Regions from separate parts of the Homo sapiens genome. Here region 2 is linked to region 1. Evidence: chromatin contacts called from ENCODE Hi-C data. All regions are on one chromosome and are shown on one strand. The core of a region is the stretch at or near the end of the contact, and the rest is flanking DNA. Distances in the headings are between cores, read along the strand shown.

Region 1 (5,735 bases), core at 2,417-4,916:
AGTATGGTGGCATGCACCTGTAATCCCAGCTACTCAGGAGGCTGAGGCAGGGGAATTGCTTGAACCAGGGAGGTGGGGGTTGCAGTGAGTTGAGCATTCCAGTGACAGAGCGAGACTCCATCTCAAAAAACAAAAAACAAAAAACAAAAAAAAAAAAAGAAAGTCACCCTAAACAGAGAAATATTAATGCCATTAATGTTGCTATTATCCAGACAAATATTATAACTTAAAATCAATCAGTTTCATTTTTATATAGAATAAACCAAACATCTGTCAGAAAAAATAAAAATGACAGTAGGAAAGATTAACATAAAGATATTTTTATTTGTTTTTCTCTAAAAAGAACTTACATGTTAAAAAAGAAAAATTAAAGACAGAGAAGAGACTTTTATAATTTATGAATTTTCTGTAAAAAATTTCTATTTCCTATATTCCTAAAACCACTTCCTTCTTCTGGCCTCCACATTTTGCCACCCCACACACCACCACATGCACACATTTATAACCAACTCTTTTACATTCATTTAACAGTTGAGCTACAACAAGAGATGTATTTCACTGTTGTTGTGTCTCTTGTTTGTTTGTTGTTTTTTGTTCCTGGCATCATACCTCTCTTGCTTTCACCTCTTTCCTGCCTTTTCACTTATAAATCTTAATTGGACGTAGTAACATTGCCAGCTCTCTTCTGCCTCTCAGCTTCCAAGTCTTTATGTCTATCCTTCTACAGGGCTATAAGCCAAAGCTTCCAGACAAATTGGATGGTATATTAGCAAGTTACCGAGTAATCCTTCCATGGAATCAAAGGACAGTAAGTAGACCCCCAAGATTAAAGTTCAAAAACTGAAAAACCTTCTTGGGTTTTAGGTTGGGTCTTTGAGATATTGACGTTTACACAAAGAGGTCATCATCATCTGATATTTGAGAAGGACTCTGGAGTCGGACCAAAGGCCTATTGAAAGATCCAAGCCACTGCAAATTGACTTGGCAGAGGAAGATCCTCTTGAATAGGAAAGAAAACCAGCACAGTGTCACTTGCAGCAGCAAACACCATATGCTTGACTCAGCATCCATTACTGGGGAGGTGACAGAGCCAGAGAAACACAAATCTGACAAGTAGGGCAATCCTTTGTCAATCGGAGCACAACATTTCTCTCTCTCAAATCAGTTTAAAGGACATGTTCTTTGCCAAGAAGCTCCACAGAAACCTGAAAATGTATGCTTTTATTATGATGGGTTTTCATTTCAATTTTGAAATTCTGGGACAACTGCTTAAAAAGGAAAAGAAAAGATGTGATAGAAGGGAAAGCACATTCAGCTAAGACAGGTTTCTTGTCAAGATCTAAAATATGTCAAGACACACTTCTGTCTTTCTTGAGGATAGAAAGTAATTGGGAGGGGAAGGAATACACAGAACCCTTGAATGAGACTTGCTGTTCCTGGCTGCTTAGACTTTAGAGAATAATGAAAAATAAATTTACTGTTGGCTAAAATGTTTGTGAAAATGGGCATTGTATTTCAGGGGATTTCAAAGCTGTAATGAATAAATAAGATTAGTTTCATCATGAAAGCAGTAGTTTTTAAGGGAATTTTGAATAAATCACATGAGCAAGAAAATAGAAGTATGATTTGAGAATTTAAATTATACATTTTTTTGAATGAGTGCAGTAGCAGAGTAACAGTGAAACAGCTTGAGAAAACTTTTTCTCCTCCTTTTCATAGCCCCTGAACCAAATGATAAAATAATAAATTAAAGTATATAGAATTAAACTTAATAATAAGTGGAAGTGGTTTTATAAAGATAAGGGAATTTCAGAAAATGCAAGACATATTTATCAAGAGAATATATGTTGTATATAACATTGTATTTGATACTTTTTTGATTGATTACATTTGTTAAGTTATAAAATACCTTTTCATTGAAATAAATCAAAGTTGTATATAGGAAAATGTCCATATTCCCCTCCTCACCTTTAACCCTACCCCTCTGGTAATCAGTACTAACAACATGGAGTGTATCCCTTCACATTTCATCTTGATAACCAATAAAAATGTTTTAATTATTCTTAGACCAAACTTGGAATTCATTGCAAACATGAATCATGTATGATTGAACTATGTACCTTAGTAAATAAATAATAATCAAAATAAACAGATGAATTAATGAATGTTTACCACTGTTTGATGATTAAATGTCTTGAGGCAGGATATTGCATCTTATTCATCTCTATATGCTAATTAACTATAACATCACCATGCAGTAGTGTGGAGTCTATTCATTTTTCTTGAACTGTTGAATAAATACATGAAGAGTGATCTTCAATCCTAAATTGGCTAATTACAGGGGGAAGTAAGAAAAGAAACAATAAAATGAGTAAAGAGCATAAGGAAAAGAGATAAAGTGTGAGAGAAATAGTGAGGAAAAAAGAGAGATGGAGGAGGAAGAAAAGAGAAGTAGAGGAAGATAAAGAACAAAAGAGACCTGAAGAGAAAGCCCCAGGGTTAGAAAATGCACATGGTAGCAGGAAAGAAAGGAGAGCCCAGAAACAGAGTGCATTTTCCAAGTCTCAGTAGTCTACCTGTCAAAAGCCATTCTTAACTCATCTTACTTCCTTTTCCTCCAAATCGAATCACTGAGAATATCTCAGATGTTTGGCCCATACTTTCCCTTTCTTAACCAGCCTTTTCACTGCATTTTCCTACTTAACCACAATTTATTATGTACATAGCCGTTGAATTAATTTTCACTGCAATGCTGTTTAAATCTTAACATTTACTGCTAAAACTAGTTTTATGTATTTATCATGCTTAATAAATTCAAACTCATTATCCCCAAGTTTAAGACACTCTATAAGGTGCCCTGTTTATCTTCTGAGTCTTTTCACCGGTCTAGCCAATATAGCTAGGTTGTCATGTGTCTAACATAGTGTATAAGTTCCCGTTTCAACTGCATCTTACCCAACACAGACTGTTCTTGCCCCAATCCATTCAATGCAGTGCCAATCATTATTCTGCAGCTGTTAGTGAGTGCTTCTTTTGAATGCCAAGAATGTTAATAACATTAATTCTAAAGTACAATGACATGTAGCTAGCTATTACGGACGCATTCTCTTAAAACTTCATGAGTGTGTGATTGCTCCCTTCATTACTTGAAAGATTATATGATGCACCTACACTGTGCCATGGAATAATGTTTAAAAAAAAATAGTTCCTACCTTCACAGAGCCTGAAGTCTAGTGAAAATGATGAGTAAATACAATAATGCATTATGATTACTAACAACAAGAGAAAAAAGGTGCCCCCAGAGAGAAACCAATACATATGGTATAATGGTAATAAACTAAAACAAACTTTACAAATTTTACGATATTTTGGGAGGAATTTCTATTTGACTGTAAACCTAGTTGAGTTGTACTGGGAAATATAACCAGTGACTAATTCATGTTATGTCTTATGATAGAGGTCTTGAAAGAGGTCAAAGATATTTTTTATTATGCCACACCATCTGCTTCTTATCTCAGGAACCCAGAGTTTGTTTCTTTTCTGCACAAGGAGTACTTTTTGAGGCTACTAGAGTATGTTTTCTCTTTTATCTTTTGAAATTACTTTCCGAGTTCCAGAAAACAGCAGTCAAGGAAACAGCATTGCTGATTAAACATTAGATCATTGGAGTTGCAGCACTCATGGTGCATGTCACTCTTTGCAAAAAACACCATGTACATGACTCAGCATCCCAGAGCAACAAGGTGAGGCAGTCAGAAAATATCCTGACCCCAGGGATCTTCTTTCCAACTATTTTAATATCCACTGGCTATTCTTTGAGGAATCTTTGATTACTATGGTTATTGTAAAATTATCAATCTTGTTAATATTGGCCTTTCTGATGGATATGGGCTCTTCATTTATTGTAATTTTCATTGGCATTTTCAGATTTCAGATTATATACAGTAAATTTTGATATAATTGTTGGTCATTTCAGTAGCCTCTTCTTTGAAATGCCTGTTTGAGATTCATGTCCATTTCTTTAAAAATGTTATTTATGTTTTATTTCAACAGCTTTAGGTGGTTTTGGTCACATGGATGGCTTGTATAGTGAAGAAGTCAGGGCTTTTAGTGTACCATCACCCAAATAGAGTACATTGAACCAAATAGGTAATTTTTCATCTGTTATGTCCATTTTTTTTTCTTTTTTTTTTTTGAGACAGAGTCTCACTCTGTTGCCAGGCTAGAGTGCAGTACACTATTTCGGCTCACTGCAACCTCCGCCTCCCGGGTTCAAGCGATTCTCCTACCTCAGCCTCCCGAGTAGCTGGGACTACAGGCGCAGGCCACCACGCCCAGCTAATTTTTCTATTTTTAGTAGAGACAGGGTTTCACCATGTTGACCAGGATGGTCTCAATCTCTTGACCTCATGATCTGCCCACCTCGGCCTCCCAAAGTGCTGGGATTACAAGCATGAGCCAATATCAGATCATATGTCTTTAAAAATATGATTCTTTAGTGAGTGATGTTTGTTTTGAACAGTTTCTTCCTTTCTGCACTTTTTATTTCTAGTGTTTATATTGATGAACAGAAATATACTGACATATTAACTTTTTTCATATCAATTTTTTCAAATTTTTGGTTAAGGCTTTTTCTGTCCTGTTTAGGAATTCCTTCCCATTATTCCTAATATTACATTTTTAAAGCTGTATTGTTTAATCTTTCGTGTTAACATCTACAATAAATCTACAATCCTCAAGAAGGCTAAAAAAAAAAAAAACCCAATGCGGTAAAGATTCACCTAAAGAAAATAGAAAAACCGTAAACAACAAACTCAAATAAAGTATAATAAAGGCTATAATAAAATAAAAAGATAAATTAATTATATAGAAAGCTGAAATACAGTAGAGAAGATGAAGATGAATAAAAACAAAAATTGATTATTTGAAGACAATAAAATCGAAAAGACAAGATAGGAAATATCAAGAATAAAAATAAGAACATCACCATAGATTCTGAGCCGTTAAAATGATTATAAAATGATATTATAAGCATGTCTAGTTAATAAATTTGAATTGACACAAGACAAAATAGACCATTGGCAAAGTCCTATAACTACTAAATTAAACAGATAATTTAAAACCTTTCCTGGTCTTCTTGTGCTCATTGAAACACCTTCACCACCTAACGTGGAACTCCAATTATTCTAAATGCCCAATAACTATTTTATAAGTGGCTAACTGGCTTTTTAGAACAATTGCATCTATAGTTATTGGGAGTGTAAGCAATATTGTGGAGGGAAATAGGACAGTAAAGAATGAAACTTTCAAAAATGCTTGTATTATTTGATAAACCAATTCCTTTTATAGGAATTTATCCAAAAGAGGTTGCCAAAAATGTACAAAATATGTGTCCCTTTAAAAATATCATTATAAAATGTAAGCGAGCTCAGTGTCCAAAAACAGAATACAATGTATTTTATATAATATTGATCAGAAAATATTAAATTTATGTCTCATTCAAACAAATCTTTAGAAAGTCAAAGTTCAGCTTGCCACTAGCTCCATCTGTCTGGATGCACTGTATAATTGGCCAAGATGTCTCTCAGACTTAAGGGTGGATTTTCCAATGACCTAGTATATTATCAACTGCCCAGCCACATCTTAACTATAGAGATATTACAAATAATAACTACCTTTTTGTTACACAAGGAAAGAGAATGAAATTTTATTTTATATTTTAATTTTCCTCATTA
Region 2 (5,735 bases), core at 2,294-4,793, 50 kb after region 1:
AAGACAAAACATAATAAATGGAGTATTTTTTGCTATACTTTTCTTTTGTAACCTTGGGTTTTGAATCACTATCTACATCTCACTCTAGTTCATACAAACTATGATGGAATAAATACAGCTGGAACAATCTATTGAAGCTCATTGCACAATTATATTTTCACACTGCTGATTAACTTATATGTTTACATCACTGTTTTAGTCTTCCTTTCTTTAATCAATAGTATTTTATCTCATTAATAATTTATAGACATAAAGGAAATAAGTCTAAGAATAAAAATAATTTGCTTGCACACTATAACCACTGAAGTAAGACATGGAGGTGTGATTGACAGCCCATAAGAAGCATTATCAGATATCCACAAACTCCAGAAATATTTGAATTTCATGTTGCTCTTGTAGGTTCTCAAAACATTCCATTTTTAAAGAGGCAATATTTTGATATTGTAGTTATTGATTTAAAGTAGACATTAAAAGATAAACCCTGTCTCCACTAAAATACAAAAGAAATTACCCGGGTGTAGCAGCATGCACCTATAGTCCCAGCTGCTAGGGAGGCTGATGCGGGATAATTGCTAGAACACGGGAGGTGGAGGTTGCAGTGAGCCAAGGTCGCACCACTGCACTCCAGCCTGTGTGAGAGCAAGACTCCGAGAGACTGGAGTGAGCAAGACTCCGTCTATAACAACAATAACAACAAAAAAAGACCTCACTACTGTTGTAAAGGCAAGAAGTGTTTGGAGACATTTGATGGACCCCTGGGACAAGGTGGTGAAGATGGAGGGGAACCATTGAAGGAATTTCCACCAGAATGAGGTAGTATCAGATTTGCCACAATGTGGTGAATTACGAGATATTAGGGTGGGAGGTGGGTGGCCTGGAAGATGGAAGAAGAATTAAATTTTATTGCAACAATCTAAAAAAGAGATGGTAACAACCTGAACTAAGATGGTAACAGGATTTGGAGAACTGGATAGATTCTAAACAAAACGTGGAAGGAATACCTTTACCTTTGGTAATTGCTTGCTTGTGGAGGGTGGGGGTGAAGCAGAGGACAAAGATGATGTGAAAGTCTGGTTTGGGTCACAAATTAAATATGGTGTCACTCACTGAGATAAGGATGACAGGAAGAAAATTAAGAATAGGTTTTTATAGGAAAAAAAAAACTTCAGTTTGCAATATTTTCAGTTTGGGTATTTGTGGTTAATTCAAGAAGCTATGTCACCTGAGGGCATTTCCACAGGTTTCTGGAGAGAAGAGTAGGAATAATTGGAATTGATGATCTTGGTTAGTACTCTGTAAGGCATCACCATACAAGGGACTCACCATCAACTGCTGGTTACCACTCTCTGAACATAATACTCATCTTATAGATTAATTTAGGCGTTTTGACTTAAGTGTTAAATTCTGTCAGGATTACATGTGTTTATTACCTATCCCAAGTAATATACAAAACAATAGAAATTAAGACAAACCTTAGAAGTTCCATTACCTATATCTTCTTGCATCTCATGAAATAAGATCTATGTCACTAACCTCTGTTAAAATAACTTCTTAAAACTAACTTTTTAAGCTCTTTCATAAATTCTTTAAGCTAATCTCTTTGAAAAATTCTCCATTTATCCTAAACTGAGCCAGTTAATAAAAATGAGAAAAAATGAGAATTTGGAGAAAATTTCATGATGAGAACAGACTGTAGAGCTCAGTGGTATCTCACATTTTTCCAGCCCTTTCAAGTAAGGCTGATGCTCTTGCTAAATGTAAAATCCTATATTAATTTCCCATATCTTACACCACTGCATCGTTTCTGCAATCAGTAAAGTACTGGATAATTTAAAACACTAAAATATGCCATTTTTCTCATGCCAATAAACCAAAGAAAAATCCACTGATAGAGATGATAACAGTGTGAAGAACATGACAGGGAGATCAGAACAGAGGAAATAGCATGCTAATGACATTCAATATTCTCCCTGTGTGAAGTCATCAGCATTTTTATTGCAACTATTTCTCAGCATACACTATTAGAATTTATTGAGTCAATCTGTCTCCATCACCTGTGATATAATATATTTTATTCAATAAGATATGAAATAATATTTATCTTTCAACTCCAATGACTGGTTTTCAGGACAATAACTGCCTATCAACCAAGCATTACAAGAGTAGGAGAAGTTGTACATTTTAATATCTGACCTGAGAGTTGTCATTTTAGCATCTGCACATTTGGTATTAAGAAGGGTGCAGACTTCAAGAAATCACTCAGATTCAACAGTTATGGCAAAGGATGGCATCAAATTATGTTTTAAATCAGTAGCACGGTGAAGCATACTGCGTGAAGTTGAGGAAGGAAAAGAGTCGACTCTGAAGTTAACTCTACAAGACAGTTATACTAGAATCTCTATACCAGAAATAAGAATTAAGCTCACGACTGAGCTCATTCATCTCATAAAAAAAATGGGAAGGGAAAAAAATTTTTTTAATGTCTCAAATAGCCCTCATTTAAAATTGAGACAGAAATGAATCTGTAAGTTATGTTTTCAAGTTGTCTGTCTGAATCTGGGGCATTCAGGGAAGCACATTGTGTCTGATTTTCCATGTCAGCCACTTGGAAGGAAAACTAGACTGTTGATGGCTGCGTGGTTCTTTGGAGGGCGGCGTGTAGGTTTCAGTCAGCCACGCGATAGAATTAACCAAGTTCCCAACTTTCTGCACTGTTCAGCTCCCTGGTGGTCTGTCACCTCAGGTAATTTTGAGAAAAGAAAGAATTGAGTCTTTTATTCCCCTATGTGCTTTGATAAACATTTATTTCATATCCGCTTTTTTCCAGCTTTCCCCTCAGAAACCCCATGTCAACCTGTGACAAAGAGGTGTCACAGCACTGACATGATTGAGTTGGTATTTGGTGGTTTCACCTCAGAAACGAAGGGGTCCACAACTCCTGCTGGTAAAAAGCACTAATTCATCTGCTGTTAGCTTTACTCACCAGGAAGTCCCCTCTCCCAGTCAGAGAGCATAGAAGTGCACAGAAGCTACTTCCTGTCAGGCAGTTCATTGCTTGATTGTGTCAACTACTGCCGGCCTGCATGAGTGGGTCAGGCAGCAGGTAAAATACAGAAATATCTGCCTTCCAACAAGCTGTTGAGATGTCATCTCAACACGTGTCCTGGTGACACCATGTGTGCCCAAGGCAGCCATCTTTACCACTCTCTGCCTCCTTTTTTTTTTTTTAACTGTAGCCTGAGTTTTATTAAAATTAAACAAATTTAAAAAGTCAACTTTCTATGCCCCAACCTACATGTGCTTACTTATTTATTGCATATTAGAAGAAAGTGGAAAAATGTGGATGTTGAAATCATCGTATTTGAATTTGAATCCCAGTTGAGTTATTTACTGGCTGTTTCATCTTAAGTGAACTCCCTCTGAGCTGCATTCTCTTTATCATTAATGCCTGCATTTAAAGGCCCATGGTAAAGACAAATGAAATCATATATATAAAGGAATCGCCTCTCTGTGTGACTCATAAGTAGGTGCACTTGCTTTCCTCAGCGGGGGCAAAATGAAACAATTAAACTTTTAGGTTATATTATTCTCTCAAAAGAAAACATAGGAGAGTGCGGCTTGTTGGTTCATTTATTTACTTATTACTGCACAGGAAGAGGGAGACAGGAAGGAGGAAGTGTGGTCAGGAGAGATCATGCATTAACCCCATTGAGAATTGCTCTAAGTGTGTGTTTTGTGTATCCTACTTATATCTTCTTAGTGTCCCCATTTTAAAAGCACGTCCTTTCTTTACTTTGCCACTGCACAGGATGGTAACAATCAGATTAAAAGGAGTGTATGAGGTTTAAGATTTGTGTTGAAGCTTTACTGAAGTCAAAAGAAGGTGTTATATTCCCAGCTTAGTGGGAGAGTGCTTGGCACAGGAAACCTCAGCCTCAAATCCTTGGCTGTCCTCCATAGATTTGAGGTTGCTTTGTTGTGTGTGTGTACTTTTGTGTATTGGAGGGGAAGGGGAGGTGCTGGAATTGGGGTGTGACTTTGGGGAAAGTGAATGGAGTGGGGATATCTGATAAAGAGATGTGTGGGTTTGGATGAGTTCCCATTTTTTGTGCTCTGGCTTCAGGACTAGACAGTCATATGTACCAATGTTAGCTCTACCAATCGGAGCAGGTATTACTGTGGCCAAGTGCTTCAACCACAAGGCACTTGACTTATCTGTTGGTTGGGGAGAAGAATATCTATCTTATGGAAACTAAATGAGGAAATATATGTAAGGTACATGGAGCAGTGACTGTTCATCGCTCATTACATGTTAGTTTCCTTTTTAAAATGTGGCTTCTTACCTTATATCCTGATGTAATTGAATCAAGGAGAATGACACTGTGACATCTATTCCCCTTGCAAAAATGCTGAGCAATGAAACAGCCACTTTAGACCTTAAGCTTTCTCATAGACAATCTATCTCAAAACTTCTCTCCCATTAAATAAAACTACACTTCCTTGGACCATATGTCCTGATTAGATGTTCAAATGATATGGTTCTATGAAACCTACATGACACCCTTTATTGTATATGAAAATGAACAATCCAATTAATCATCAAGACTGAAGCCAGCTCCCAATCGCTCAGATGGCCCTAATGGAATGGTAGGTTATTGGATATTTATTTAATGAGTTATTGAGAACCTACAAAGTGCCAGACACTGTTCTAGGTGCTGGGGATACAGAAATAAATAAGATGTGAGAAGTCCCTGAACTTCAGAACTTGCAGGACAGTGATGGAACCATACAAACTATCAAATACCTGCACGAAGTGGTGTCTGGTCCTGATTAAATTCTAAGAAGAAAACCAAGGCAGGATACAGGGATAGACAGTAAAAGAGGGGAAAGGTCTACTATAGATAGGAATGGTCAAGGAAGTCGTCTTGGAAGAGGTAATGTATCTGAGATCTTAATGAGGTAAAGGAGAAATCCAGGCAATGAACTGGAGGAATAATATTTCAGAAAGAGAGGACAAACTAACCTGAGACAGGAGAAGACTAATACAAAGAATACTGTGGTTGGGGCTTGAGAGAGCCAACATATGAGGAAGAGAGATCTGTCAGGTAGGATATAGGTGATAGAGATGTATTAGTCCATTCTCACACTGCTATAAAGAACTACCTGAGACTGGGTAATTTATGAAGAAAAGAGGCTTAATTGACTCACAGTTTCACAGACCTAACAGGAAGCAGGCCTCAGGAAACTTACAATCATGGCTGATGGTAAAGGGGAAGCGAACACCTTCTTCACATGGCAGCAGGAGACAGAGAGTGAAGGGGGAAGTGCCACACACTTTTAAACCATCAGATCTCATGAGAACTCACTCACTACCACAAGAACGGCAAGGGGAAATCCACCCCCATGATCCAATCACCTCCCTCCAGACCCCTCCTCAAATTTGACATGAGATTTGGGTGGGGACACAAATTCAAACCATATCAAGAGATAATCAGGAACCAGAGAGAGCCAGGCAATGTAGACTGGGCTTAACAATGTGGATTTTATCCCAAGTGCAACATAAAGCCATTGCCAGGTTTAGAACCTGAGACTGCTGTTATCTCCTTTATATTTTACCAAAATTACTCTGGCCACTCCATGTAGAACTGGCTGTTAGGGAACAACGGTGTACACATTTCTGCTGTAAGCATTGTTTAGTCAATGCAGTGTGACTCAATGGTGAGCATGGACTGTGC

The links. A loop is a pair of places that touch in the nucleus more often than their neighbours do. Pooled maps may share reads with other maps.
Region 2: a loop to region 1 is called in a map of endothelial cell of umbilical vein, with 7 times the contacts of the local background. The contact joins two enhancer-like sites. A Hi-C loop is called at or near these places in 1 of 168 maps with a recorded cell type or tissue (endothelial cell of umbilical vein) and 1 of 50 pooled maps.

What each region holds. Positions count from the first base shown.
Region 1 is chr15:95,681,330-95,687,064 of GRCh38, forward strand. No RefSeq gene overlaps it. Among named protein-coding and RNA genes, the nearest start is that of LINC00924, 250 kb to the left of the region's middle. Within about 2 kb of position 3,667, at least 5 of the 41 ENCODE cell types and tissues checked have a DNase peak (open chromatin) inside an H3K27ac peak, as active enhancers do.
Region 2 is chr15:95,731,093-95,736,827 of GRCh38, forward strand. No RefSeq gene overlaps it. Among named protein-coding and RNA genes, the nearest start is that of LINC00924, 300 kb to the left of the region's middle. Within about 2 kb of position 3,544, at least 2 of the 41 ENCODE cell types and tissues checked have a DNase peak (open chromatin) inside an H3K27ac peak, as active enhancers do.